Regions from separate parts of the Homo sapiens genome. Here regions 1 and 2 are each linked to region 3. The links are chromatin loops, found by intact Hi-C in ENCODE. Cell type or tissue: PC-3. All regions are shown on one strand. Links, peaks and the distances in the headings refer to the core of each region. The heading gives the core; the rest is flanking DNA. Region 1 has its middle 68 kb from the start of FAT4. Region 2 has its middle 70 kb from the start of ANKRD50. Region 3 has its middle 130 kb from the start of LINC02516.

Region 1 (10,190 bases), core at 2,191-10,190, 820 kb before region 3:
TTTATTATATATTATAATATTTATGTAATATTATATAATAATATATTATATATTATATTTAAAAATACAAAGAATATATTGTCCTCAGCAATTTACAATTTAGTTGTAGAGATAAAATATATCATTTATAGAACTACCATTAAAGAGAGTGTACATAGATACACGGGGTGACCATATGCCCTAGTTTGCAGGAGGCAGTCCTGGCTCACACCAGTTCTCCTAGCATAATTAATTCTGACTCTTTCTCAGGCATGTTCTGGATTACAAATTATATTGTCATTTATTAGGAATGCCATAAATCAGTGCTCTTTGCAAGGTGGTACCTTTAGTGCTACACAAAGATATTATAAGGAGTACTTGAGCAAGTAAGTGTTTTTTCAATTTCTATCTGTCCTCCTTAAAATGTATTTATTTAAAAGAACTTGCCTATACTTTGCTTTTTTTCCCCTCATTATCCCTTTCAGGAAAGTAGATCTTCCTTTCTGCATAATAAACACATACCATTCATTGATCTAGACTCTTACCAGGGTACATTTCCTCAGACATCAAAAACAAACAAAAGGGTATATTTTTTTCTTGAGGGAGTGTTTATAGAAACATAACCAAAGAATATTGAGTGAGGCAGAAATATATTTCACTTAGGTGGCAAACTCATGAGTAGATAATATGGTTTCTATTTCCTATTTGAGAAAGTTGAAGTAAAATGAGAATGCTGTGCAGATAGGAGGGAGGGGGGGCCTGTTAAAGTATCTCCTAACTGAAGAAAAAAAAGAATCTATTTTTCTTTTACAGAATGTAACTCTAATTTGGTGGATTAGTTTGAAAATGAGAAGTGGCTCTACCAATTACATTATGTAGCAAACATTTTCCACAAATTTAATGATCAAATATGCACCTTCAAGATTTTAGCATATTAAAGTCTCAAGTACAATAAATAATATGCAACTGGGTCATTTGAAAGCATTTACATTTAAGATACATGAGGGAAAGTGTTAAAACAATTCCCACAGACAATGAAATATTAATGTTCAGAGAGAAAGGTTTTGCTCCATGTTATAACAAGTATAAGCTCCATGTCTTAACTTGAACTTGATGGAGTAAAATAATGATGTTATTGGGCAGATACTTAGATGAGAGGAGAGAACAATTTAGATTAGAGCAAAGAACAGTTAAAGGAGTAAAGCTGGGACAGAATCAGGCATGTTCCAGAAATGGAATATAATACTATATCCATTTAGTCATTCATTTTTAAATAAGATATTTGAGATGAATTCCTCCGAGATTCAAGCACTAAACAGAATACAGCCAGATAGTTTGTCTACACTTTTCCCTTAGCCTATCCCACTCTATATTTGATATTCCATACTTATTCTATTTGTTTTACACTTATTATTTCTTAAACTTATAAATGTCTAACTACATAAGTTACATTTTTGTTGTAGAAACAGGTCTTGATATGTTGCTCAGGCTGGTTCCAAACTTATGGCCTCAAGTTATCCTCCCACCTTTGCCTCCCAAAGCATTGGGATTACATGCATGAGCTACCACACCTAGATTAATTTACTTTTTAAAATATTTATTGTTTGTTAACTTTTCTCACCAAATAGCACATAATTCCTGGGAGGGAGGGGATTTTGTTTGCTCTGTTTATTCGTATATCCAAGCACCCAGAGCCATGCTTTACCTGTAGAAATCCCCAATAAATACTTCTTGAGTGAATTATATGTATGTATTTTATAACGTCCTTAACTCTGAGTTTTAAATAATTGCAGACTTCATAGAGGAAGTCAGATTTAAATTTGGTCTTGAAGGATGAGTAGAAGCTAGATAAGAAGAAAAGATACTGTTCCTAATGACATGTTTGAACTTATCTTCCTCAATTCTCCACCATGTGTACTCTAATAGAAGCACATTTTCTTTATTATTTCCTGCCTCTGATCTCATGAAAAATATGTAATTGTTCTTCCTGTTGGGAGGTCTTCATACAAATTGCTGCAGATATTCTTAACTTATTTAAGAAATTTTTAAAATGTTTTGCCAATCTTGATTTTCTTCTTTATAATTTCCAGTTCTCAGGTATCTTGCAAAGTTATCACTATATATTTTGCCTTAGTGATTTGCACATGGGCTACACATTATATTGCTGAAACATATAGGAAAATGGTTGATTTAATTAATTTATTAATAATACTGTGTTGAATATTGTTTTGGTTTAAGGAAGTACAGTAAATTATTCTTTGAAAACATAAAATCCCCTTTTAAGATCAAATTATAGTCCGGCCCGGTGACTCACGCCTGTAATCCCAGCACTTTGGGAAGCCTAGGCAGGTGGATCACGAGGTCAGGAGTTCAAGACCATCCTGGCCAAGATGGTGAAACCCCGTCTCTACTAAAAACACAAAAAATTAGCCAGGCGTGGTGTTGGGTGCCTGCAATCCCAGCTACTCAGGAGGCTGAGGCAGAGAATTGCTTGAACCCGGGAGGCGGAGGTTGCAGTGAGCCAAGATTGTGCCACTGCACTCCAGCCTTGGCCACAGAGCAAGACTCCTTCTCAGAAAAAAAAAAAAAAAGATGGAATTTCTATCTAAGTGTCTTTTAAAACCCTTTTTTAAACCCCTTTGGAACTACAGCTCTTAAGAAAAGTTGAGTACTAAATTTTCCTTGGGAGCAAAGTATCCCAGCTTAGTCGAGGTTTATGAGGTCAGATTTCTACTTAAGTCTATAATTCATTCTTTCAACTTCATTGAAACTGAAAAGGGTAAATGCTATTTTTTCAGTGAATAAAATCCCCAGCTTAGTGAAAGACTTGGTTCGATCTGGATTAGTGGTCTATTAAAGTTCATCTCCTGCAACAGTAAAATTTGTCTGACTTTACTTGGCTTCATTCACCATTCTTCAAGATTCAGTGTACAGGTCCTAATCTATTAGGGATCCTTTCCTAACTTGTCCATCAAGTCTGGGTTTGGAATATGTCTTATAGCATCCTTGCTAAACTCCAACACTAGTGTACTCAACTAGCTGTTCTCAAAGTGTTTTCCCAAGAACAACAGAATCAGGATTACCTCATAACTTGCTAGTAATGGAAAATCTTGAACTTCCCAACAGACATGTTAGAAATTCTGGGGCTAAGAGTCAGCAGTCTGTGTATTCAGGCATTCCAGGTGAATGAAGACCAATGCACTAAACATATTCTATTTAATATTTCATTTACCTATTTAGCTCCTAGCACAGTATTGATTGGCTCATAGAACATCTCCAATAAATATTTATTATAACAACTATCAAAAAAAGTTTAGGCTATATAAACTTATGTCTAGCTAAAAATAGTGTTACAGAAAAAAATTATTTTTACTCTCTTAAAAATAATTGATAAAAATTGAAGAATTTATTTTTGAAAGAATAGTGAGTGAAAAGTACATTTTGGAGAAAACAAATAAAAAAATCATTGATGAGGCTAACTATTGTTTAGTCTAATTATTTTCCACCTAAAATTTGTGGATGTGTTTCCTTTGCTATTTATTTATTTATTTATTTATTTAATTTATTTATTTCAAATTGACAAATACAAATTGTATATATTTATTGTGCAAAACAGGATGCTTCAAAATATGTATACATTGCAGAATGACTAAATCAAGCTAATTAATTATACTCACATACTTTTTCATGTGGTAAGAACATGTAAAATCTACTCTCTCAGTGATTTTCAACTATACAATAGAGTGTTATTAACTATTGTCATCATGCTGTACAATAGGTCTCTTAAACTTACCTCTCCTTTCTAGCTGAAATTTTATATCCTTTGACCAATATATTCCTAATTCACTAACCCATCTCCTACGCCCTGGTAACCACCTTTTTACTCTCTACTTATATGAGTTCAATATTTTTTTTTTTTTTAGATTCCCCATATAAGTAAGATCATGTGGTATTTCTCTTTCTGTGCCTGGTTTATTACACTTAACATAATGCCCTCCAGATTAATCCATGTTCTTGAAAATAACAGGATTTTCTAAAAGGCTGAATAATACTCCATTGTTTATACATATCACATTTTCTTTATTATCTATTAATGGACACTTAGGTTTTCATATCTTGGCTATTTTTACTATTTATGCTGCAATGAACATGAGGGTGCATACAGCTTTCCTTTGTTTTGGATATGTACTCAGAGTTGGATTGCTGGATCATAAGGTAATTTTATTTTTAGTTTTTTGAGGAACCTTCATACTGTTTTCATAATGACTGTACTGATTTACATTCCCACCAAAAGTGCACAAGGTTTCCGTTTTCTCCACATCTTCACCAACACTTGTTATCATTTGTCTTTTTGATAACAGCCATCCTAACAAGCATGAGGTGATATCTCATTAGGACTTTAATTTGCACTGCCCTGATGATTAGTGATAATGAACATTTTTTTATATAATTGCTGGCCATTTATATATCTTCTTTTGAAAAATGCCTATTCAGGTTATTTGCCCATTTTTAAATCAGCTTATTAGTTTTCTTGCTATTGAGTTAAGTCTCATATATTTTAAATATTAACCTCTTTTCAGATGCATGGTTTGCAAGTATTTTCTCCTGTTATATGAGTTGTCTCTTTATTCTGTTCCTTTTGCTGCCTAAGAGTTTTTTTTTTTTTGTTAGAGGTAATCCCTTTGCTTTTCTTTCTCATTAATCTTCTCTATAGTAATATGATCATAGTTAATATTTACATAGGCTTATTCTTTTATGAACCCATTTAATCCTCACTAAAACTCTATTATCTGTATTCTTATTTTATGGGTGAAGAATTTGAGACAATGGTGGTAATATACCAAAATTACCAAGTGGCAGAACAAGGATTCAAAATCAAGCAACCTGGATTTTACTCATCTTGTGTAGTTGTAACTTTATACCCATTATTTCCTTGATTGCGGTGATGGCAGCACTAGCATATACATATATCCAAACTCATCAAACTATATACATTATTTATGTGCAGGTTTTAATATACCAATCATACCTCAGTAAAGCAGAGTGGGGGAGAAAAAAGGCCATTAAGAAGCAAAGTAAATGACAAAATAAACGACATTTCTCAATGAGCTAGAAAAAAAAAGAAATAGCAATATTTCATTTCATTAACTTGTTGATGGGAAAGCAGTATGGTAAGTCACTTTAGAAAAAAGTTTGGTAGTTTCTAATTAAGAACATGCTTTCCACACATCCTAGTACTGTACAAGTATTTATTCAAGAAAAATAAAATCTTACGTTCTCACAAACACACAAAATTTAAGCAATCTGAGTTTAGAGTTTATCTTCCAACTACAACTGAACATTTACTTTGTATGCATAGTTTTTAAATATATATATGTAATTTGAAAAATATTTCTAGACATCCTTTCTGATTCATGAAAAATCATTGATAATTCAGAAATGACAAATTCTTCAACTTTATTCTAAATGCAATATAGCATTTCTGTTTACTAACTTGCCTACCAAACTGTCTTTGGAGCATAATGTAAATTTATGCTTCATTAATGTCTATGTTAACTGATATTTACTTGCTCATACATTGATAATTGTTCTTCAGAATTGCTTTTCAGATTTTACATTTTTTCAAAAGCATCACATCTATCTAAATGCATTCATCTAGTAATTCGTATTAATTCTTGTGACGACATTTTGTGATGGTTACTTGAATCATCATTAAAACGTTACTTGTTTCCATCAAATAAAACATTGATGGAAAATGATTTCAGTTTGCATTACTGGATTAGAAATAGTTTCCTTCAAATTTTAAGTAGTCCAATTTCTTTCTTATGTAAGAATTATTTCCACAGTATTCAAAGTAAATTGGGACTTCTCTTTTGTTTTATATTATCTTTTTAAATTCTGTGGGTGCAACAGATTCTCATCTTGTTTCAAAATTTGTGATAATGTTTAGAATTCACAATACAATTAGATTAGGTGCTTGGAAGTCAGAATTCACGTATCTGATAGCTGAATGTAAGAGCTCTCATATCAGTCAAACTCACATGAGAAAGAAAGAAAATTTCAAGATATTCAACACTTTATTATAAAATAGGCTTTATGTTAGATGATCTGATCCAGCACCTCAAGAACGTATCACTGCATATCACTAACCCAGGAAAAGATCAAATTTCAAAATTCAAACGAAGTATGGCTTCTACTGACTGTACATTTCTTTGGCACCAACATAAAGTCAAAAAACTGTAAATAAAACTATCACAAATTGAGGACCATCTGTACTAGCATTTATAAGAAAGTTCTAATTCATTGCTAATTAAACATGTTCGAAAAGTAAATTACCATTCTTGTGATGATGTATGATTTGGCTATCTATGCATCTACAGTTCCTTATAAACCATAAAAGTCAAGGTATCAGTTTCTGCTTGGCTTAAATAGCATGCATGTTAGTGTGTACAGCCATTTTTGAAAAAGGGGTGCTTTCTGTGAAAGACAATATTAATCTCTCATCAATGGAGCTAAAAATGTCAGTAAACCATTTAAGTTTATTTTTCTTTGGATTGTCTGTCTCCATCCTGTTATTTTAGTTTTTGCATCACTAGGGGCCACTGTTGTCTTTTAAATATATTTCACAATTATGAACGTCTTTAAATACTATATCTGAGTAACTTCAAAATTGATCAATTTTAGAAATAGAAGGAGGTCATGTATTGTTTTTTAGGCAGTCTGCCTACTTGAAATGTTTTAAAATGATTTTTGAGTAATCTTAAAACAAAATGTGAAATTTTCTTTTAAAAATTGAGTCACTATATATACAAATGTAGATGTTATTCTACAAATTGATATTTATTTTACTCAAAGTCTCTGTTTATAGTTATAGAAAGATCACAAACCTACTTTCAGTGAAATGTCTTTGCAAAATAATGAATTATAAAATATGTTAATAGTAATCAAAGATAAGAAAGAATAATTAAAGCTATTGAGTGCCAAACATTGTTCCAAGAAAACTCCACTCACTATAGCATTTAATTCATATAACAACCCTATGAGTTATCTATCAATAATATTCTCAATGTATAGTTGGGGGCACAGAGGGCTTAAGTAAATGGCACAATTTACTTAACCATTTTAATGTACTTAACCAATTTAATGTAACCATTAGCATAATGTTACAACAGTTGACTAAAAAAAGTAGTAGATACAGGATATATGTGTATGTGTATGTACATATAAAAATATAGAGAATTATGTGTGTACACACATGCACACACACATTTTGATAGTGATGTCATTGTTTAGATCTACACAGCATCTGAGATTTTACCCTACTTGTAAGTTAGAAAATTAGCCTGGAACTGTTTTATATATGCTCATAAAAAAACACAAAAGTCCTGTAAAGGAGACAAAGGACTATATTACTCACAGCAAATGTAGTAGCCAGAGCTTCATATTTATACCAGTTTCCTCTGTCCTCCAGACCCACGGGTGTTTATACATGCAATGGATTGTACCGCAGCAGAGAAACATTGAGGTTGGGGAATGTATTGCTTTTATAGCAAGTGGGAACAAGCCTGCTTTCTGTCCAGGGGCAGATGCTACCTCTTCTCAAGGTTGGACACCATAATCACAACCTTGGAAGATGGCTCAAATAGCAGTCAGGACTTTGCATTTTTAGAATACCCAGCAAGAACATGCAGGAATGTTTAGGCTCCATGGCAGAGTGCCTGTTCAAACAGTCATCCATTGATTTTAATATGAAGTGGTTTTCATTTAATTTAATATTTTTATGGCTCACTCCTCAACCTCCAAAGGACAAGAAGAATGGATGACCGATGGCAATGCTGTAAAAGCAAGATAAAGAAAACTCTTCATATTTCCTCTGATTGCATTTCTTCTCATTTCTTGTAGGCAATATTGTTTGGCAGACTCAGCTTATTTTTGTTCTTGTTTTTCTAGATTGTTCCATTACATTTTCATTCATTTAATAAGCTTTTACCCAGTGCCCAATTTGTGAACAAATTTGGCTCACAACCTCATAATATAAATTTTATTCAATATAATTATTTTAGAATTTAATGGTCTTTTAAAATCTCTAATATATAAGAATGTTATATTTTGATTTTTAACTTTATATCTAATACCATGTGTCAAAAATAAATTGCATTTATAAACTCTATCCATGATTTTATATATGTTATAAGCTATACTGCCACTTAAATTGTTTCTTGTTTTAATTTGTGATATATCTTCTATTTTTCTCTTAGGTATTCCTTTGTTGAAAGCTAGTAGTAGTTTCTTAAAACTATTTTATTCACAATATTCATTTTTTTCAATAGAAGATGATTTAAAATTATTACTTATAATAATGGCATTCCAAAACAATGCTTTATTTACCTTACTATTTATCTTACAATCTTCTTTAGTATTTATAGCATCATCTTTTACCAGAAATTACAGATTTAGAAAGCTAACTTCACAACTGGATTTCTAAGTGTCTATAAAATCCAGAAGTCAATGAATATAACTTAAAAATAAATTTTAGTATGAGACGTGGGTCTTTATCACCGTAAAAGTATAAGAATTCATTTTCCATCACACTATGGATTCGAAATCCTTAAAGACTGGCACTACATTTTATTTCTTATGTTATTTTTTTCATGGAATACAGGAAATCACATGCATAATACATTTTATTAGGACAAAAAGTTTAAAAATAAACTTTAGAGAATGACTCTGATACTGGAATTGATAACTCTAAGTTATTGTCTGAATCCACACCAATTTATCATTTTTTTCTGGTGAGAGTATATCCTAGGATCTAATACCACATTTCAAATATTAGTTACATGACATTGGGCTGTTCGTGTCAAGCTTCTTGCCTTCATTCATTTTGAAAAAAAAAAGTTAAAAACTATTATTGAGAAGCTTCCCTGAAATTATAGGTAGAATTAACACATACTGGTAAACAGAATGTATATTTGATTATACAAATTTATCACTATATATTTGTACAGAGTTTCTACGTTTAGTAAAAATTCCAAAATTCTATTTTTTGAATTAAGAATTTCAACTTTTCAATTTAATTTTTTGGGAAACTGTAGACTTCTGTAATTGTCAGAAACTTTGAAGATTACACTTGTCTACCTCATTCAGAGAGGAAGATGTGTCTGAAAATACACTTCAGATGTGGCCATCATTCTTTTCATGAACATTGCCCATGTATTTATGCAAGTACATGGAGACAAATTTATTTTTCATGTAATAGGTACATAGGTATCTATTCATTCAAAAATGTTAAATTAACTTAAAGAAACATCATGCTATGAAGGAAAGAATATGGGTCTTAGAATTAGACGTGTTGTATCATTGGGTCTACTATATACTAACCACAAATATTTGTATTTATTCTTTCTGAATGCCAATTCCTTTAATTTTTTCTGATGTTAAAAATGTCAAGATGAAAGTGTGAGACAAATAATACTGTCTTAACAACATAAATTATTACATAGGTTAGACATCTAGAAGTCTACCTAGAAAAGTCAGTCAACATTGTCTACTCTTTTCGTGATTCTCCTTATATCAATTTTTACAATGCTTTTGTGGTTCAAAGTAATTATACAGCATTCACACACACTATCTTATGCACAGAAAGAATGTAGGCTTTTAAATAATAAAAAACAATTGCAACATTCTGACTTAAAGAAGACACTTTTCATATTTCACTTTAAGCTATTCCAACATATTTGTGCAGAGTTAATCTCTCTTTGTATTAGTAAATATAATTCAGAAGTATTTTACCAGACATTTCTTTCTTTTAAAGAAGTGTGGGTAAACTTCAGATCTATTGCTTTAGGGCAGCTCTTTTTCAATTGTTATTTAATGATGAAACTGTACTCTTTTTTAATCCTGGGCAAGTTTTGTTTTGTTTTGTGGGTTTTTGGTTTTTTGTTTTTTACAATTGCATGTTTATTTACCTGGAATTCTGATGTGAAAAAAGATCAAATAATGATAGAAGCATACTTTCCTTTGAAAGCAGATATTGATATGTCACAATGAATCTTTATTCTCTACCACTGCTACATCTATAATTAATTCACAATGGGGAAGAATTGATTACTTTCTTTATGCTTCTAATCAAAAAAATTCTGCCTTAAAAATAAATTAGCAGTGATAGAACAACTCTGAGGATTTACCAGCACTATTCAAATATCTAATCA
Region 2 (10,350 bases), core at 1,401-9,400, 210 kb before region 3:
GTATGTGTTCAATTACTAATCTTTGAATTCCAATTTCTTTTCATTCAGAAACAGCTGTGTGGTAGTGAGAAACATTTAAATCCTGCTATTTTAGGCCACTTGTTAAAACATACTCTTCACTTAATCATTCTCAAACAGGATCCCAACTCTTAGTACAAAATAGTTTATATTTTCTTATTCCTGCTTTCCCATCTGTTCTACTCAGTCAGTTTGTATTGAATATAATAGGAAACCAACCAATTATTCATCACTTATTTGTTTGAACATTTGTGGGTTGACTACTTAATTGCTTTTAGCTGATACTCTGCCCTGACCTCTTTTTATTGGAGATAATTAAGTTGAATTCAGTTGATTCTTTTAAGAAGAACTTAGTAGCTGACACTGAGGTCAAAAAGACCTGTCCGTTTGTCCTCTAATTATCCAACAAGCATGGAGAAAAAGGAGGTTTCACGTATGCAAAAAGAACAAGTGTGGGCTGTCAGCCACACTTCATATCACAACCCTTCCTCTGAGCATTAACCATACATGCTACTGGTGCAATAATAATAATAATAGGTATTTGATTTGCGACCTGGTAATGACTCCTTCGATGTAAATTATGATAGAAGCTGAATTAAAAACAGATGAGTGGGAAAACTAGCTCATTAAAAATAAAATAGGCCGGGTGTGGTGGCTTACACCTGTAATCCCAGCACTTTGGGAGGCCAAAGCGGGCGGATCATGAGGTCAGGAGATCAAGACCATCCTGGCTAACACGGTGAAACCCCGTCTGTACAAAAAATACAAAAAATTAGCCGGGGGTGGTGGTGGGCACCTGTGGTCCCAGCTACTCGGGAGGCTGAGGCGGGAGAATGGCGTGAACCCGGGAGGTGGAGCTTACAATTGCAGTGAGCCGAGATTGTGCCAATGCACTCTAGCCTGGGCGACAGAGCGAGACTCCGTCTCAAAAATAAATATATAAAATAAAATTGGGAAAACAAAAGAAGAGCTATACAAGGATGAAAAATAAAGCATAATCTTAGAACAAAAATAGAGGCCCTACAAAGGAAAGCAAGATAAAGTGACAAAAAATAATCAGTGAAGCCAGATGTGGTGGCTTACACTTGTAACCCCAGTACTTTGGGAGACCAAGACTGGGGGATCTCCGGAGGCCAGGAGTTTGAGACCAGAAGGGCAACATAGTGAGACTCTGTTTCTACAAATACAAATAAACAAACAAACAAAAAACCAGATAAACAATCAATAAAGTCTATGATTTTACTCTAAGGTTCTGGACTATATCTCTTGATTTGTGCAAAAAAAACATTATTATTCATTAAACTGTAAAATAAACTTTATTCACACATTTCTTATATGCTTTTTATTTACATTTCTCACACTTAATTTTTTCTATTTAATTGTAGTCATGCTTATTTTCCAGTTAAATTCTTAATTAATCCAGAATGATTTTTAGTGTTCCTGGAACATTGAGAATTTATTTGCCAAATGCATACTAATTGTGAAAACTATTAGACTGGCCTCACTTAAATACAAGAAGAAACCTATTTATTGTTTCATCATCTTAGGTTCAATGCATTTAATGTTTGTCTTGGACAATTCTGTTTGTGACCAATAATGCATTTCAACTTTCCAATGGAAATGTCATTTATTTATTTAGTCAATAAATGCTTATTGAATACTTAATATCCACTAATTTCCATGTTAGAAAGTGACTTTAAAAAGCCCAATTTCTGCCCACAAGGAATTTATATTCTAACAGTCTCTTTTTTTAAACAGAGAGTAGAAATGTGATACAGAATAGAATTAGAATGTGTGCTCAATGACAGCAGAGGCCATTTCTCTTTTGTTAACATCTTGCAGTTCTTGGCATAAAGGAGATGCTCAGGAAGTAAGTCTTTAATGAATGAATGAATCCTTTGAAATAGGTTTCTAACCAGAGATAGACAAAATCTAGAAATGTAGGGTGTTTTACTGTTTTTATTTATGTGTTCAGTAGTATCTTGTTTCTAATCCCCATAAGTAGAGGGACATAACCATGCTTTATGAAAATGCAGGTGGCCACAACACAAAAACACACATGACCTTGTGGGGAGTGAGACGCAGACTGCCCAGAATGCTGGCTGATTATGTTAGAGTTCTTTGGCAGAAAGAAACAAAAGCCAACTTCAACCAAAAGAAATGTATTTTGGGGATATTTGAATCTCACACAATTCATGGGAAATGTGAGGAACCTGACCTGGACATAGACAGAGTTCAAGTTATCTATAGATTCTAGGAAAAGGATGTACAGAAATAGCAGATAATACTTGTTTAGGGAGTCACTGCTGGGGATGAATCAATGTCAATTGTTTTCATTGTCTTTGTTTAAGTTCCAATGAGTTCAGCCTGCATCATGCCTCCATGTCTTAGCTAGGAGAGGGCAGAACACCTAATTAAATTCCTGAAGATAGTATCCAATGGGGAACATGTAATTCTCGAGAGGGAACCAGAGTACCATTAGGAAAGGGAAATAAATTCTAGGAAAACTCCAAAGAAACAATGCCAGCTATACTAGTTATATGAACTGAGGCATGTCAAGTGCTGCAAATGGTGTGGGATTTTACTCTACTTAGAAGCTCACAAGTTAGCCAGCTACTATCTCATAGATGCCAGCAGAAGACATAAGACTTCTGAATTAGAGACAAAGGACTTTATTACTCATAGCACAGCAGGCAGCATGAGCTCCATCTTTGCATTGGTTTTTGTTTCACCCTAAGCCCCACTCGGATGATTTAGAGGCAGGCACAGGAGAATGCTGCATCCACAGAGGCTGCGCTGAGGAACCCAGAGACTAAGAAACCCTCAATCTTCTAAAAGGGCTGCTAACAGACTAGCTCAAATTTTGCCCCGGAGAGAGCTATTGTCTTTATTAACTTAGACAATAAAGAAATTGTCCTCTGCGCTGGAAGTAGGTATTATACCTGCAAGGCTATTTACTACACAATATCTTTGGGGTTTTAAGTATTATATGTTTATATTATATATTAATTTTTATTTTATATATATAAACATATAATATATAAATATATATAAACATATAAATACATATTATATATAAATATATATATAATATAAATATATATATATATATATTTTTTTTTTTTTTTTTAAGATGGAGTCTCACTCTGTTGCCCAGGCTGGAGTGCAGTGGCGCAATCTCAGCTCACTGCAAGCTCTGCCTCCCAGGTTCACGCCATTCTCCTGCCTCAACCTCCCGAGTAGCTGGGACTACAAACACCTGCCACCACGCCTGGCTAAATTTTTTTTTTTTTTTGCATTTTTAGTAGAGACAGGGTTTCACCATGTTAGCCAGGATGGTCTCGATCTCCTGACCTTGTGATCCGCCAGCCTTGACCTCCCAAAGTACTGGGATTACAGGCGTGAGCCACCGCGCCCTGCCTATATTTTTATATTTACTTTTTTTTTTACTTTTAGGTTTGGTGGTCCATATGAAGGTTTGTTACATAGGTAAACACATGTCACGGGGGTTTGTTGTACAGATTATTTCATCACCCAGGTATTAGGCCCAGTACCCAATAGTTATCTTTTCTGTTCCTCTCCCTCCTCCCACCCTCCACCCTCAAGTAGACTCCAGTGTCTGTTGTTTCCTTCTTACACAAATATCTTTGAAAATGTAGTAGAGAATGGAAGTTGTCACAGGATGGTCAAAAACATGAGACCCCTGGAGAATTGTCTCCCAACAAAGTAAGAGTGTGGGTTAAGATGAGTAAAGGAATACTGACAGATGAATGTCTGATTTAAGTCAAAAGTAGAAGAGAAAGCCAATGTCCAAAACATTAGAACTAAAGGTCAAAAGAACTAGAGGATAAAGATAATATTAGGGTCACAGAGCTAAGAAATTTGGCTTTTGCAGACTCAGAGAAAGCCAGGTGCAGCAATGGAGTTATCCTAAAACCCTGATTGTTATTTGTTGCTGGTGTGGGTCAGGCTGGCTTATAACATCAAGAACAGCATGTACATTTTTTGCCTCCATCTGTGTGGTGGAACTTGAAAAATTACATACATTTATTTGTGAAGAAGGTGTGGGAGCATGTAGAGATCAGGCAGAGCTCAGTTTAGGATTCAACCAAGAGTTCAACTTTACTCCATTGCCTCGTTATTAAGGACTTAACCTCTGACATTGCCTTAGTGAGAGAGCATTTATCTATGATGCTGCCTTCAAGGAGCGAGCTCTTCTTTGGTGTTAATTACTAGCATAGCAGCAGGGCCTTTCATAGACTTCTAAGAGGGACGAACACTGTGGTCATCAGGCTTTAAAATATTTTCCCCATCAAGACTTACTATGTATGATATAGATAACTTCTCTGCCTATGCTCACAGGTACTTCCTTGGAGAACAGAAGCCAAATTCTGTCATTGTTTGTCTCAGCCCTCCCCACAGGGCAGTGATGAGAGTACAAATGTGGGACCTGACCCAAGAGTGACACCCTAGAACCTTAATGAGAGAAGATAGGCAAGTATGGGCAAGGTCCCTTATTCGCCCTGCCTACACCTATTTTTAATGAAAGGTGCCTTTTAGGAAGAGTTGAAGAAGCAGTTCTTGGTTTCTGTTTTAAAAATACATCAGTCTGTTAAGGGTAAACATTAGTATTAAAGATAAAAAGTCTGAAGGTAAAGCACGAAGTTATAGTGGTTGAAGTGAGAGTCGGGACTTAACAGCAGTTAGCCCCATATAGGCGAAAGATTCTACCTAAGCAATTGTAAAAATATTTTTTAAGAGAAAGAAAACCTGCTAAGTCATTTTTGAAATTTAAGCAATGAAGAGCTAGAGAGAATTAAAATAAAACCTCAACTATGTAAGAATTGTATAATCATTTATAAAGTCTGATACAGCGTTTTTCTGAAGTATTTCCCCTTTTTTTATGGTGATCCTATTCAAATGTTAAATAAATACAGTAGCTCATAACATATGAAAGAAAAGTTTGACTCATTTCACTTAAAGCTGTTATTTAGGATGTACTTAAGTCAAATATATTCTCAATGGAGTGCTTAATAATGAAGACTTGAAGGTTATACAAAATTTCCTTCAAGGTGAAAAGTAATTTTTAAACAAGAATAACTATTTTTCTAAGGTCTGAAATGCATATTTGGGTTGGTTTAAGAACTCTCACTTTTTCAGTCAATTGGTTATTTGTTGGGAATAACAGTTATCCCTGCAATGGATGATATTCTGATCCTATTTCAAATAATAACTTAGACATAAAATTTGTCTTGAATCAGTGGGTTTTCAAACCTGGCTTGTCATCTGAATCACCTTGGCAGCTTCCCAGCATTTCTGAAAATCAGCGATGCTTACAAGTGCTGCATTGGGTCATCTAGTTCAACTTCCTCCTTTAAGAGAATGACTCAGAAAACTTAGTCTCATTCATATGACAGATCTTCTTAATCCATGTTGAATGATTTTCCATCCCCACCTCAACCCCTAAGATTTTATGTTTCTACTTTCACATCGATTTTACTAACATTCTTTCTTCCCTATAAGGGAATCCACAGTGAAGATGCATTATTTCAGAGGAGACTGGATCAATATTCCTTCTTCAACCTGTCACACAGAGAAGAGAGGCGCCTCTGTTTTCCCATCAGGGATGAGTACAGGAAACGGCAGCATATTTTCCACTTGTGAGTAATTTTTTATCTAATTTTTCAAGTTGAGAAAGATCACCATGCTGTATGAAATATAACCACAACACATAAGACATGTTATAAATTTGAATGTGTGTAGACTAAACAATATTATGGGGTTTTCTACCATTACCCTCTATAAGCATATCTAAATATCTAAAAAGCCTAAATTTCTATAAAGAAATACGTGTCAGAATTAGAGCAAGAAGTCTATCAAATGCAAGGAAACCTTTTATTTTACTTGCGTAAATGGTTCAGAGTTCCTATGTACATTCTTTACCCGGATTCTTCCAATGATAACATGTTACATTACTGCAATACATTTACTAAAACTTGGAAACTGACATTGGAGCAATACTGTAACAAAATCATAGACTAGTGTTTCACAAGTTTTTATATGTACTCTTTCTCTTTTTTTTTACAGTTATATGAAATTTTATTACATAGATTCTGAATTAGTAGTTGATGTAATTAGAAACAACAACAACAAAAAAAACAGTGGAGTTTGCAATGAAGAAGTTTAAGTTATTACTGAGTGCAGACAATGTCATTGTATACTTAGAAGAGCCCAAGTGAATAACCTGAAAAACTACCTGATAAGTAATGAGAGGTTTCAATAATGCAGTAAAGTAAAAAATACGTATTTTCAATCATTCTTACATATACAAACAATAACTGAGTACAACATGTAGTGTAACAAATATACTAAAATAGCATTTTTTAATCTATTAGTATGGCAAAAATCTCAAAACTTGATTTAAAAAAATCTCTTTTTAATAAACTCTATGAGAAATAGGCATGCTCACACATTGCAGATAGGAGTAGAAACTGCCACAATCCCTACGAAAAGCAATTTACTTATGATATTAGAAAATTATAAATTCATTTACTCTTTGACCCAGCAATCCCATTTTGGTAGTTTACCTACAGATATGCCTATACCTGTTTGAAATTATGTATATACAACTTTATTCATTGAAGCATTATTTGAATAATTAAAAGATAATTGACCAACAATAATGAAAGTATAGCACAAAAATAAAAATGATAATGGCAAGAAATTTGAAAACCATGCCCATTAGTAGAGACTGATTAAATAAATTATTGTCTATTTAATGAAACGTTCTGCAACTGTAAAAAAAAAAAAAAGAATGAGGTAGCTATTTATGTACCAATCTTTAGTAAAGATTAGTAAAACTCTCCAAGATATTCTATTATGTGAGAAAAAAACTTGGTGTAGAACAGTATGTATCTTATGCTTCCTTTTTCATAAGAAAGGTGACAAAATGTCTTCATGAAACAACCACTGGAAGGGCACATAAAAAGCTGATCACATGGTTTATGTATGGAAAGAGGGGAATAGAAACTCTCAGCTCACATGGCAAAGATGGAGGTAGACTTTTCACTGGATACTTCTATTTATTTACCAAGTGAATGTATTCTCAATTTAAAATAAGTCAATGAAACTGACAAATTTGTTTCTTTGAACTTCTTTTTCAGCTCAAATTTTGAAATATTATTTATTCGTTAGGGGCCCTTTTAGTCATTTTTTTCTGAATGCAAGTAGGTCCCATCTGCCAATTTTTACATTGGCTGGAGTCATGCCATGGTGACTCATTACAGTGTCACCTTAGCATGCCATGGTTGCAATCCCATGGACTAGCTAAGGATGCAAAACTTATTTCCTGCCTGAACTGCAGGACTTAGTGAAGGCGTGAACTTTTTTAGTCAGGCTTAATTTCAAATCTGGTATTTACCATTTCCTAGCACTTTGACCTTAGGCAAATTACGTAACCTCTCACATCTTGTTTCCTTTATTTAAAATTAAGATAATATACTCACTACAAGGTTGTGAAGATTAAAGGAGTTAACATTATGAAACACCTGTTGAAGCACTAAATAAATGTTAGTTGCCCTTTTCTTTTTCTCTTTGATTTCCACATGGCTTGCTAAATTAGGCAAACTATTTTAAATTAACTGACTTGAGTCAAATGTGTCTCTTATTTATTCATTAATAACTTTTATAGTTATTTGAGGAGTTGATTATTATGATTACGAGTAGTTCTGATTTAACTCTACTCATACAAATTCTGCTTTTTTCTGATATTGTGACTAAGACTATAATTGGCCATCTAAATGTTCAAACTAGTTAAATAGTCTTAATGCATAGCATATTCCTTCATAAGATGCTAATTGGTGGCTTATGGATTTTTTGGAAAAAGTTTATTTCATCAAAACTCTAAATAGATTTTTGATACAGACAAGCTTATCTTTTTCCCTGAGTAGTCAGAATTGATTTTATTGTATGAAACTATATGCTTTGATTTAGAGGCTAGAAGTAGAACATTTATTCCTGAATAATATCATGTTAGTAATAGAGGTGAGGCAGAGATAAATAAGAAAAAGATGAAAGCAGATTAAAAGTCAGATTAACATCTGCAATAAACTTTATCTTCAAAGATTAGTAAATATTCTGAAATATTCTCCTTAGAAAAATGAAGCTACAAGTTAGCTCATCCAGTAGGTATCTGTGATTTATTTGAGAATTCCCAAGCGTACAATTACTGAGACTTATTAAAACTAATGAACTGTCAAAAAAAAAAAAAAAAAAAAACCTTGTTCTGACAGTTCTGACAAGATGGTAAGGAAGACTTTATTACAGAACCATTGCAATAGGTATAAAAGCTATCAAAATACTGGAAAGAAATCAGGCTCAATTCTGAATACAGCAAAAACTAGTGGGAGATTTATAACAAAAGAGCAGTTTGGAGAGTCGTTGGTAGACAAAAAATTACTAAAAGGAGACATGAAGGGCAGCAGGGGTTCTGGTGAAACTGACCTAACAAGACTCTTGCTGAAGGCAGGCCAGAATGGTCAGGTATTGATGGTAGGGCATGAGGAATCTGATTATTAATAGATACTAAGAGTGATCAAATATCAAGGGTTGAGAGATTCTCTCTGAATTAACTTAGCAGGATTCTTGCTATAACTGGACCCCAGGAAAACAGGGAAACCTGAGGTTGAAGCCTAGCTGAGAAGAGGGCTCAGAGGAGCCTGACTACAGTTTGGTCAAAGAGAGTCTTTGTCAGAAACTTATAGCTGAAAGTCAAGACTAAAAAATGAGACACGTTTACACACTTCTTCAAAGGGCTGGCATTTGGCCCCCAAATTCATTTCTGAAAAATTATCCTGAAATTTAATGTTATAAGTGAAATGGTTATCCTTGAGGACAATCTATAATGGAAATAATATTGCAAGATTTGTAGCTGTGTTTGATTCATCACAGCATTACAATATGAAAAAGAGCCAAAGGACGACAAAAATTGCATATTGACGAAATGAACAAAGCCAGCTTTCTCATCATCATCTCTTGCCTTTATTGGATGAAAGCACTTTTCACCAAGTTCTGAGAAAAAAAAATATGTCCTTAGAACCATGTTGACCAATAACATCACAAATGGCCCCTGTAATTGTCTCTAAACAGTATTTTTTTAAAAAATAGAATGCATAGAAAAAAAAAGGACCAAAGCTTTAGTGTTTTTGTTTTGTTTTGTTTTGTTTTGTTTTAATGGGAAAAGCCTTTCCTTGATGTGCATGAAGATGCAGTTTCTATTAGCCTTTATGTGGGACATATGCCTGCACCGATGGTGAATTCTTTCAATCAAGTTATAGGTAGAAAGGTCATAAGAAAGAGAGAAACATTGGTATGAAGCTTCTTACAGAGCATGTTGTTGAAAATGTAACCAAATCCATCACCTCAAGCATTTATCCTTTGTTTATGTTATGAACATTCTACTTTTTAATAATCTTAGTTATTATAAAATGTACAATAAATTATTGTTGACAGCAGTCACTGTTGTGCTATCAAATAACAGATCTTATTCATTCTAATGATACTTTTTGTTCCCATTAACCATCCTCATTCTCTTCCTCGCTCACTATCCTTCCCAGCCTCTGATAACCATTCTTCTGCTGTCTATCTGCATGAGTTCAATTGTTTTAATTTTTAGTTCCCCAAAATGAGTGAGAACACACAAAGTTTGTCTTTCTGTGCCTGGCTTATTTCACTTAGTATAATGATCTCCAGTTCCATCCATGTTGCAAATGACAGGATCTCATGCTTTTTTTATGGCTGAATAGTACTCCATTGTGTGTATGTACCACATGTTCTGTATCTTTTCATCTGTATGCGGACACTTAGGTTGCTTCCAAATGTTGGCTATTGTAAAAGTGCTACAACAACGCAGGAGTGCTGATATACTGGTTTCCTTTCTTTTGGGTATATACATAGCAATGAGATTGCTGTATCATATGGTAGTTCTAATTTTAGTTTGAGGATCTCCATACTGTTCTCCATAATGATTGTACTAATTTACATTCCCACCAAGAGTGAATGAGAGTTCCTTTTTCTCCACATCCTTACCAGCATTCTTTTTTGCCTCTCTCTTGAATAAAATCCATTTTAATTGGGTGTATTCTTTTCAAGCCACAGGCAAAAACATTCATCTACCTTCCCAGTTTAAAGTATCAACTCTTAGAATTACTGGGAGGAAAATTAAACAGTGTCTATCAGTTTTCTACAACAAGAAATTGAGAATTTCACTTTTTCTTGATCATCTTAACACATTTTAATATTTTTTCCCCAAAAAGGAAACATCTTTTAGGACAC
Region 3 (10,350 bases), core at 1,084-9,083:
AGTAGCACATATAAATACACATAGAGTTACAGGGCGTAGGAGAGAATCAGACTTTATTGTCAACTAATGACTATACACTTGGTATGCATTATTTTATAATTCAAAACAATACTTTAATGTGGGTATTCATATCTGTATTTACAGGAGAGGAACGTGATATTCAGAAATTAAGTTTACATAGTTACTAAGGAACAGATACAGGGTTTGAAGTTCATTTTATCTCCAGAGTGATTAATCTTCCAAATATACCCTTTTTGATCCCATAGTGTTTGGAAGATATGATCTTCCAACCAACTTGGGAATGACTGAAACCCTTAAAGGCATCTTGGCAAATGACTCTTCAGCAAAACAAGTCTTATGACCAAGAACTTATTGAGGGCCAGAATATATTGTTAAAGCTAAAATAATTAACAAGTTCTTATGTATATTTAGCCTAATTTCATCTCTGCCAGTTCCCGTCTATCATTTGAGGTCATACACAACAATAACTCTTCTAGTTAATTGCCTTTCAACTAATTGAAGAGAGCTAGTTTTCTCTTCTTTAGGTTAAGTATCTACAATTCATTTTAAATAATTTCTTAGCAAATAAACTGCCAATCAATTATTATCTATATCTGATAGAAATTCTGATAGGAACTCTGAGAGGAACTCAGAGACAATTTTAATGTTAAACATTTAATGTCCATTTCACTGATGAAACAACTGAAACCCCGATCAACTAAGTAAATTTTAAATTAAAATTAGGCTACCTTTTCTCTAAGAATAAGAGTCTATTCTTGATTTATTTGGGTATATTACATGGCAAATTGAAGATCAGTGAATTCACATAGTGAAGATCAGTGAATGCCTTCTGAATAAAAGTTTTTATTAATAACCACGACAGACACTTTGAAATCAGTTATTATAATTCTAGATTATGTTTTCCCACTATTTCCTAGGGCTGCTGTAACAAATTTCTACAAACTTGGAGGGCTTAAAACAACAGAAATCCCTTCTCTCACAGTTCTAGAGTCTCGAGGTCATAAATCAAGGTGTAGGCAGAATCATACCCCCTCCTAAACTTCCAGGGTAGGATCCTTCCTCGCTTCTTCCACATTCTGGTGGCCGCGGGTGTTCCTGGGCTTGCAGATACAGCACTTCAATCTCGGGCTGCATCATCACTGATGTTCTCCCCTCGCGTGTCTGTCTCTGTGTCTCTTCACTATGACATCAGTCATATTGGATAAGGGCCCACTCTACTTTAGTATGACCTCATCGAACTAATTATATCTGCAGCAACCCTATTTCCAAATAAGGTCACATTCTGAGGTACCAGAGTTAGGACTTCAATATATTTGGAGTGGAGTGGAGGCCACAATTCAACCCTCAGTCAAAAGTTAATTTAGGATGTGGAATATGTAAGGAGGGAGACTAAGTCTGTTTCTCCAAATCATTTCTAGATTTCATAGACCATCATTTATTTAACTTGTAATGTAGAAAATTCAAACATCATGAAGGGCTCTTTACCTGAAGTACACTGTACCTTCTTCGATAGCTAAGTTTTAGAAAGTCTGAGCACTTCCTGAAACTCAATTAAGCGTGTCTGTGTGTCTGTGTATGTGTGTCTGTGTGTATGTGTGTCTGTGTGTATGTGTGTCTGTGTGTATGTGTGTCTGTGTGTATGTGTGCATTCTCATGAGACAGCATTTTTAGCTTTCGTCAGAGTCAAGTGGTCCACCACTCTCCCAAATAGGAGAATCTAAAATAGACAAATCAAGACAGCTCTAGGTAATATAATGAATTTTGGCAAGGACAGATCCCCATTACTTACCCATTAATTTTCCAGTTTTAACTTTCTGTTATAGGGGACTATGTTCCTTAAAACTTTTAATTTCAGTGCACATCTAGAGCCTGTGATTTCTTTCATTCTATGCTTTGTAACTTTTTAACCACTTTTCCTTTTTTCATGATATCTGTCTCATTATTCATTCATTTCCTCATAGTCATAAGCTCAGCTTTGCAAATAATAGTTAGATTTGTGATAATCAAACCTATAATGGAATTTAATACTTGACACTGAGCCAGTGTTATGTTTCATTCATCAAATATTTGGTTGGGCTTATTATGTTCCGTCTAGACATTGTACCGGGAAATAGAGATAGAAAAGATTTTTTTTTAATACTGTTCCTTTGACCTCGGGAACTCATAATTCATCCAGCATTTAAAACACTTTATGGTACATATGAATCATCTGGGAATCACGGTGAAATGCAAATTCTGATTCAGTAGGTGAAGAGGGAGAATTCTGAGATTCTAGGCATCCAATTAGTTACCAGATGGTGCCTATGCTGTTGGTCTACAGGCTGTATTTTATATAGCAGGGTTTGGTACAATCTTTCTCAACCAGACCTGGAAGAGAAGTAGGTTCTAATGTCCTAATAATATATTTTCTGTAATGAATTAATTTTATTTCAGTATGCCTAGAATGGTGTGTGATATGTACCATCCTTAAGAGAACTGTGAAAATAGTCGTTAAATCATGTTTTGTTTCTTCTGTGCTTGGGTTGAAGCTCATATCAATTAGGATTAAATTCAGGTTTAACCAACCAGAAGTCTGTGCAATGATTTAGATACACAAGAATTATCTATCTTAACAGAGAGAAGCAGGGGTTAGTAGTCCAGGGTTCCAGAGAATTTTGTTTTTTTCTTCTTCCGTTGTTCTCAGAGTGTACAGGCCAGGTCTTGTGTATGTTGTCTCAGGTTGTAACATGGCTGCTGCTCTGCAAGCTCACATCCACTATCCAGGCTGAAGCCAGAAGAAGTGGGAAGAGAAAAACCAAAGGACAGTGCCCTCTGTAAACCACTTTTAAAAAACGTTTCTCAGCAGGTAAGCTACTCAATCTTTGAGTGTAGAGCTGGATCACATGGTCAGGTCACTGCTAGCCAGAAGTGTGTGTGGAACCTGAGTATTTAAGCCCTATCTGTGGAGTTTTCACAGTAGAAGATGAGAAAGCAATTGTAAATGGTTCTGAAATAGGCAGTCCAGAACTATGAGTTAACTGCACTCATGGAATTGGCATGCTTAAAAGCTAAACAGGAATCACTCATGCTAAAATGTACAACAGTCATGTAAAACAGAAATTCTTTTAAAATGTTCAAGCTTTTTAGAACCTCAAAGTTATAATTTCAGGAACTGCCTATTCTGATTAGATACAGGTTTGGCTGTGTCTGAGACATCCACCTAATGCAAATAGAAGTGTGTTTCTCCTCTTGGTTTCCCAGAGTAATTTTCTTAGTTCTGCAAATTTTTTTGTATGTAGAAATAATACCTTAATTCATACATGAACACATATATTTCATTTTTTACCTATAAAATATCAAAATCTTACATAAGAACATGAAGTTGTAAATAATCTTAACATTGTAAGTACATTGTAGACAAAATATTTGGAATATGTTATTCTATTTATTTATTTATTTATTTATTTATTTTTGAGACAGTCTCGCTCTATCACTGCAGTGCGTTGGCGCAATCTCGGCTAACTCCAACGTCTGCCTTCCAGGTTCAAGCGATTCTCATGCCTCAGCCTCTCAAGTAGCTGGGATTACAGGTGTGTATCAGCACACCCAGCTAATTTTTGTATTTTTAATAGAGGCAGGGTTTCACCGTGTTGGGCAGGCTGGTCTTGCACTCTTGACATCAAATGATCTGCCCGCCTCAGCCTCCCAAATTGCTGGGATTACAGGCATGAGCCACTGTGCCTGGCCTGGAATAGATTATTTAAATATAGTTTTTCTTTTTCATTTTAAAATCAAGTTCTGATATTTATAGCTGGTTGTCTATTTGACTTTAAAAGTCCACAAAATAATAGTATCAATATATAATCTACCATGACTTAAATAATTAATGTATTTTAATACCATTTATCCTGCTAACCACCAGTTGAGGTCCTTATGTTTTCTATTTTCCTAATGAAAAAACTGAAGTTCAAAGAAGTTAAGTAACTCCTGAATAACACACAGTTACTAAATGTCAGAGCTGGATTTGAAACCACTTGGGTTTGAAACTTTCCAATGCCCCTCTCTCTTAGAAGGGATGTGTGGAATTTTCTCTTATTCTGCTTACTAATTACCTTCATGAAATTCATGTTATATGTGTGGAAATAGCAAGGACCCATTATTTGTGTGCATTCACTTTAAAATTAGACCTGATTTTAACAATTAAAAATATGAGCTAGGCTTACTTGTTGGAAATTAGAAATGTATATATTTCTTAACACTGTTATTAGTAATAAAAATTAGAGAAAAAAGGAAAGAGCAGAAGCATCAGGTAAGTAAACAGAGATGTGGGTGACATGTAAAGAAAGAAACTCAAATTATGAATGAATTGCCATCTCTATGATATATAAGTAAAATAACATTTTACTTTAAAAAGTAACCAGGACATTAGGACTAAATGAAAATGAGCCATCAGCAGTTCAAGCATTTTAGATAGTAAATGAAATGAAATATTTAAATTCACATTTAAAAATTATAATTTTTGGTGGTTTTAGGTACAGACATGGAGGAAATCTGAACAATCTGATTATACAGAAAATCTAAATTTTCCATATTTAAAAAATTTACCTCTACAATATAATTACTCTAATAATTAAAATAAATTTTAAATACACTAAATATTTTTCTCTTTCATTCCATTCCACAAAGAATCATCAAGCACCTACTATATTCCAGTCCTTGAACCAGGTGCTAAGGCTGTACTGAGATGTACATGGTCCTAATCCTGCCCTAATAATTCAGTCTACTCGGTCATGAGATGAGAAAACAATTCAAGCACAATTCATGGGGCCACTAGGGGAGCAAACAGGAAATTACTTATTTAAGTCACTTTCAAAAAATTAATAACCTTCAAAATTAGTAACCCATTTTTAAAATCCATTCCAAATGAATAAAATATAAGGCTTGAAGTCTATAAATGGGTAAAGTCCAATTTTCCTGAAAACTTTCCACTGCAAAATGAACACGCTGGAGGAATACAGACACTGAGGCCAGCCTTAAATGAGTTAAAAGGTGTTGCATTAAAAAAAAAAAAAAAAGAAGAAGAAGAAGGAAGTTTTGGTAGTTAAGAGAAAGGATAAACAGTTTATAGTTTCAAAGTTCTTCAACTTTAGAAGACAGCCATAAGAAGGGACATAAAAATTGGATGTGTGTGTGTGTGTGTGTGTGTGTGTGTGTGTGTGTGTGTATGTATACAGTTACATGTTTGAGCAGGAAGTTTGGCAGGCAGAATCTAAGAAGTGAGGAAGCGACTGATTGCCCCTGGGAGTTGGCAGGAAACACACAGGCCGAGGATAGGAATTAGAAGTATTTGATAGCTCAGAGGAAATCATGGCACAGAGAGGGAAATAGTGTAAACACAAGGGTCACGAAATAAAGACAGAGCGCTTGGCTCCCTGGTGGATGCAGGCAGGAACAGAGGCCATAATCCAATAACCCAGTGTACAAAGCACCTCCATCACCGAAGCAGCGGGCTTGGCAGGAAGCATAGATCATACCATTATGTCCTCATTTCTCTCCCCTGTCGGGAACAGACTTTATGACTAAACTTCAGATAGAAGACATTATAGGAAAAAAATTGTGGGGCACAGTTTTAGAAAAAGAAGGAAGATTGCCTTGAGCCCGTTTCACCCAATAACCTTTATGCTACAGATCAGGTTTTGAAGTTAATGGTATTTATTTTGGCTTTTCATGATTGGAACCTGTGATGTGAATTTTGATATCGATATCTAAAGAATAGACTGAGGCTTTTGACTTTTTTTTTTAATTAAAAACTGATTATCAGAGATAGTTATACCCTGAAGCTAATGAAGGTAAAACATCTGAAGGTAAAACATCAGGGTCTCTCACTTGAATTTGGTCTTACAAGACCCTATGCTCAATTTTGCATTTGTAATTTTAATTCCTTTTCAAATTGTATAAAGAATATCCTTTATAGAGAGATTGTTACAAATGCTCTACTTGGCTCATTTTGTCATTATTGACAGGTTTCGTGGGTGGGAACATTTTTTTGCCAGGTCAACGAACCCAAATTTCTACATTCAAAGTGAAAAGGACATGAAATTTCAACTACATTTCTAGAGGAATGAAAAGTATATTTTAATGTATTACATAAAGAAAACTGATCAATCAATTTTGAAATGCTGCAAACTGAAATTCAACAGGAATGAATACTTCAGTTGCTCAAATACATGAGGAGAACTGTGATTGATATTTGTTGGTCTCTGATGTTTTGGCACTACATTACCAGAATATATTTAATTTCTTGTACAAGCAAATATAATGTGTAAGAAATAATTTTGTAAATCAGTTTAAAAATCCTTACTTTGATTCTTATGCTACATTTTATTTTAATCTAAATGAATCTGATACCTCATTTGATTAAATATTCTATCACATAAGATGTTTTGGGCTGCAGGTAATAGAACACACAGGTCAAATGACATAAATTATAAGGGAATTTGTAATTTCACATAATAGGGTGCCAGATACGGCTAGATAGGTCTGTCACAGAGCCACAGTTTAGTGATGCCGTTGTTATTTTTTCATCTGAATTCCTCCCCATCATCAGCATTGTCACCCTCATGATCTCAATTCAGCTGCGATGGTTCCACAAGGCACAGGCAGGCACCACCAACCCAGTGAAGGAAAAAGAGGTGATTTCTTTTGAGTCTCTGTTTCTTTTAGTAGGAAAGCATTAACCCAAAGCCTCCTTCCACTCAGGTCCCAGTTGGTCAGCATTGGTTTCATGTCTTGCCATAGCTGCCAGCTTTCCCAGTGGGCTGTGCCTGGCATTTCCAACCTCTAACAGGGCAGGTGGGCTTGGCAAGGAGAGTCAGGGGAGTTGGGGAATACAGGGAACACAATCAAAGATTGCTACAATTTGCCTTTATTCAGGGGCAAAATTACTTATCCATTTGCTTAATTTTGGTTTGATGGGGTGAGATCTTTATTTTTTCTAGTCTTTTGGGAATATTCTTCAGCTTGCCAACATCTCTGTATTTTCCCCATCTGAATATTGTATTTTTTTATTTCACCACCTAGCAGCTCCAATGGCCACAAACCTTTTTCCAGATTTGTCTGAAATGTTCGGGCTTTTTATATTGATGAAAGTTCCTTTTACCTATAGCCTTTGGCCAAGCTATAACAAATCAACTAAAGTGTGATTTTATATCCCACTGTAGGCCAAGACAGTATGCTGCTGGTTACACAGCACAGGATGCTAACCATTTTACACACAATTGCTTGGACACAGGCCAGGACAATTGGCAATTCCTGTCTCTAGTTCAAATGCTAAGCTGCTTCCTAGAAGAGGTCACAGGAGGTCAGAGGATGTTCCCAAAGGACTTTCCTGTTCAGACTTATTGAGGAATATCAGACTAGCTCCAACTCCAGTTTAGGTGTTTAGCTGTATCTCCAAAGTCTCATATATATTCAAAATGTTTGGGCACTGCTCCTGCACCTACAGGTGAAGGTCCAGCTCCACCCCTTATTTCCTCTAGAAAACTTTCCACCAGCATAGCAGGCCTCACTCAGCTGACTTCTTCTGAGATTATATAATACTTTGTGTCAATATTACTCATTCAGCACTTAATCCTATACCACTCAGCAACACCTTTTTTCAGATATTTTATACTCAAGGATTTTTGTGCCCTTTCCCTAACTACATAATAAAAACTTTCAGATCAAAGACCACATTGTTCTATTTCTCATCATACTGTCTATGTACCTCATTGTCTAGCATAAGACATACATTTATTGAATGAGTGAGTACAGGTTGCAGTAAAAGATAACATAAGGAAAATGCTTTAAAGACTAACACAGTATCATGTGGCAAAACTACTAAGAAAAACTCAAAAACAACATATAAACAATAATTACTATGTATCTAGTCAGTTACTGTGCTAGGAAGGGATATGGTGGTGTCCTAAAGTGAGCAAGACCTCTGCTTCTGAGGAACTTAAAATCCAGTAACAAAGAAATATAATGAATAATCATGAGTAAAATGCAGAAATTAAAACTGTGATAAGTACTATGAGGAAAAGGAGTCTGTACCATATGTTGTACGGTAGGACCTAACCTAACCTGCGGGTGAGGAATGACTTTCCTGAGCAAGTACCATTTGACTTGATACCTGCAGTATGAGAAGAAGATAATTGGATTCAGGTAAGGTGTTCACATGCAAATGTAAAGTTGTGACTGCAATCAAGGGCAAGGTTGATGATGGTAGAAAATGAAGCTGGGAAGAAGGTGCACCAGAGATGACTAAACTAACTGTCCATCAGAATCTGTTTCCCCTTTGAGTAACAGCATATAGCTGCCCAGTCAGAGACTACATTTCCCAGTCTCCTTTGCATCCAATGTGGCCATGTGACTGGTTTCTCTCCAAGGAAACATGAGTATAAGTGATGTTACCACAACCTAGACAGGATTTCAAGGCAGCGGGTATATTTCCTCCACAGGCTCATTCTCCATTCTGTGAGCTCTAATGGTGAGAGCAGTGTGATGCTGGAAGGTGTGTGATCAAAGAGGTTTTACCATCTTCAGCTTGGGATGCTCAATGACATCTTACACATGATCCTCTGCCAACCTGGAGACCTTGTCCTGCTTTGTTATATTAGAGAGGGATAAATTTTCATCTTTAAATCATTGAATTTTGGAGAGATTTTTGCTAAGTTTGCTTATCCTAAATAATGCTAGGGAGTTTGGTCTTTGTACAAAAAAAAATGAGAAATTATTTAAAGATTTTAAACTGAGAGATATGTGATCAAATCAATATTTTGAAAAGATTTCTCTGCAAAGCCAAGGCTATATTGGGGAGCAGTGGGAGGGAGGGTAAGAGAGAATTAGGGGAAAAAATCAACAGAAAAGGTTTGCAGAAGTCCAGGTATGAAAAGTCTGGGGCAGCGGAAACAGAGAACTGGCTGAACTCAGTAGGTGTGAGGTGATATTGGTAGAATTAGGTAACATGTTGAATGGGAAAACTTGAGAGGGAGGTATCTACAAAGACTGCAGCTTTTTTTGGCTCTGAGCACTGGGCAGTCGGTGAGGGTATATTCTCAGAAGGGAAACACAGAGGAAGATCCTGAGTTAAAATTTGAACATATGCACAAATAGATGTTGTTATCATGTACAAAGCACACTCCCTCCTTCCACAAAAATGAAAGGAGAGTGGTGCAGCCTTTAGGAGGTGTCCCTCTGGAGCAGTGTGCTAGAGTGGTTAAAGTACTGAAGCTGGGTCAAATCAGCTCCTTAACTAACCAGCTGGCTCATCTAGGATTGTTGTTTAACTTTAGGTTCTTCAATTTTTATCTGCAAAATAGGGAAAATAATAGTACCCGTTGCATAGGTTTATAATGAAGATAAATGAAAAAATATGTATAAAGCATGTAGAAGGATACGTGCATCTTAGTAAGATTGCATTGCTTGTTACATCTTATGCAGCCCAGTCATGTGCTCTTATATTTTACCCTGGTTTGTAAGTATCATCAACATATCATATGCTATTTAGGTGACAAATATATATTCAGTTAAGGTATTGTTAATTTTAGGATGCATGCTCTATATCAATAATAAGTCTGGCTTGGTCACTGAATTCCAGCTGGACACTAATGACCCAATTTCTTGATACTCACACTCAGCAAGTTTGATTTCAGCCCTGATTTTTAGATGAACACAAATTCTTAGCCCTTTCATATAGGGCTCCACATTTAAGCCCTGTGATATAGATAACTTTTGGTCTTCCATAGTCACTTGAGTCTTACTTAACCTGCTTCCATCAATTCTAAACCCAATATCCCCTCTACAAATACTTTCTTTATCTAATGTCTTCACTCTTTCAACTTGGTTAACTTTAATAAATCTTTAATTCTTTTAGTTACTTTCTTCTTAAATGAATCCATAGTCGTTCCAATCTTCTTCTTGCAAGCAGCTTTATACACAGTATCTCATTCCCTATCATTCATCCCATTAGCTTTCTGTCTGGTGCAGCATAGAATTAGTCTCACCTTACATTCATTTCAGCATGATTAAGAGAGAGGAAGAAAGGAAGAAAAAGAGAACAACTAAGGGGGAAAAGCAATATATGCTTTTCATTAAAGTTATTCCCCTAAATCCAAACATTTCAATGCTTCATGAACATTGTAATATAATATTTTAAGGCTATTCACAGGGAACCCTTTTGAATTATCAGTGATGTTCCCCACAAAGCAATTCTCCACTTTTTCTTGGGAAAAAGGTTTTTCCAGAATATGTCCTAATGCAGATTTCACCTTTGTGACATACACCATTTTAGACTGCTGGCTAATTTTGTCC

What was found. Peaks named below come from ENCODE experiments on the same cell type or tissue, not always from the same donor. Only the 100,000 strongest peaks of a DNase experiment are listed, where the experiment ranks them.
Region 1: it touches region 3 in a loop (4-fold over the local background); 2 of 110 quality-filtered maps call a loop at or near these places.
Region 2: a loop joins it to region 3, with 4 times the contacts of the local background. A loop is called at or near these places in 6 of 110 quality-filtered maps.

What each region holds. Positions count from the first base shown.
Region 1 is chr4:125,241,439-125,251,628 of GRCh38, reverse strand. No RefSeq gene overlaps it. Among named protein-coding and RNA genes, the nearest start is that of FAT4, 68 kb to the left of the region's middle. In PC-3, for the core only: a CTCF peak has its summit at 6,574; no DNase peak of the experiment used is centred there; H3K27ac peaks cover 953 bases.
Region 2 is chr4:124,637,206-124,647,555 of GRCh38, reverse strand. No RefSeq gene overlaps it. Among named protein-coding and RNA genes, the nearest start is that of ANKRD50, 70 kb to the left of the region's middle. In PC-3, for the core only: no CTCF peak of the experiment used is centred there; DNase peaks (open chromatin) are centred at 5,335 and 7,305; H3K4me3 peaks cover 293 bases; H3K27ac peaks cover 2,968 bases.
Region 3 is chr4:124,424,526-124,434,875 of GRCh38, reverse strand. No RefSeq gene overlaps it. Among named protein-coding and RNA genes, the nearest start is that of LINC02516, 130 kb to the left of the region's middle. In PC-3, for the core only: no CTCF peak of the experiment used is centred there; DNase peaks (open chromatin) are centred at 2,155 and 5,405; H3K4me3 peaks cover 1,935 bases; H3K27ac peaks cover 6,156 bases.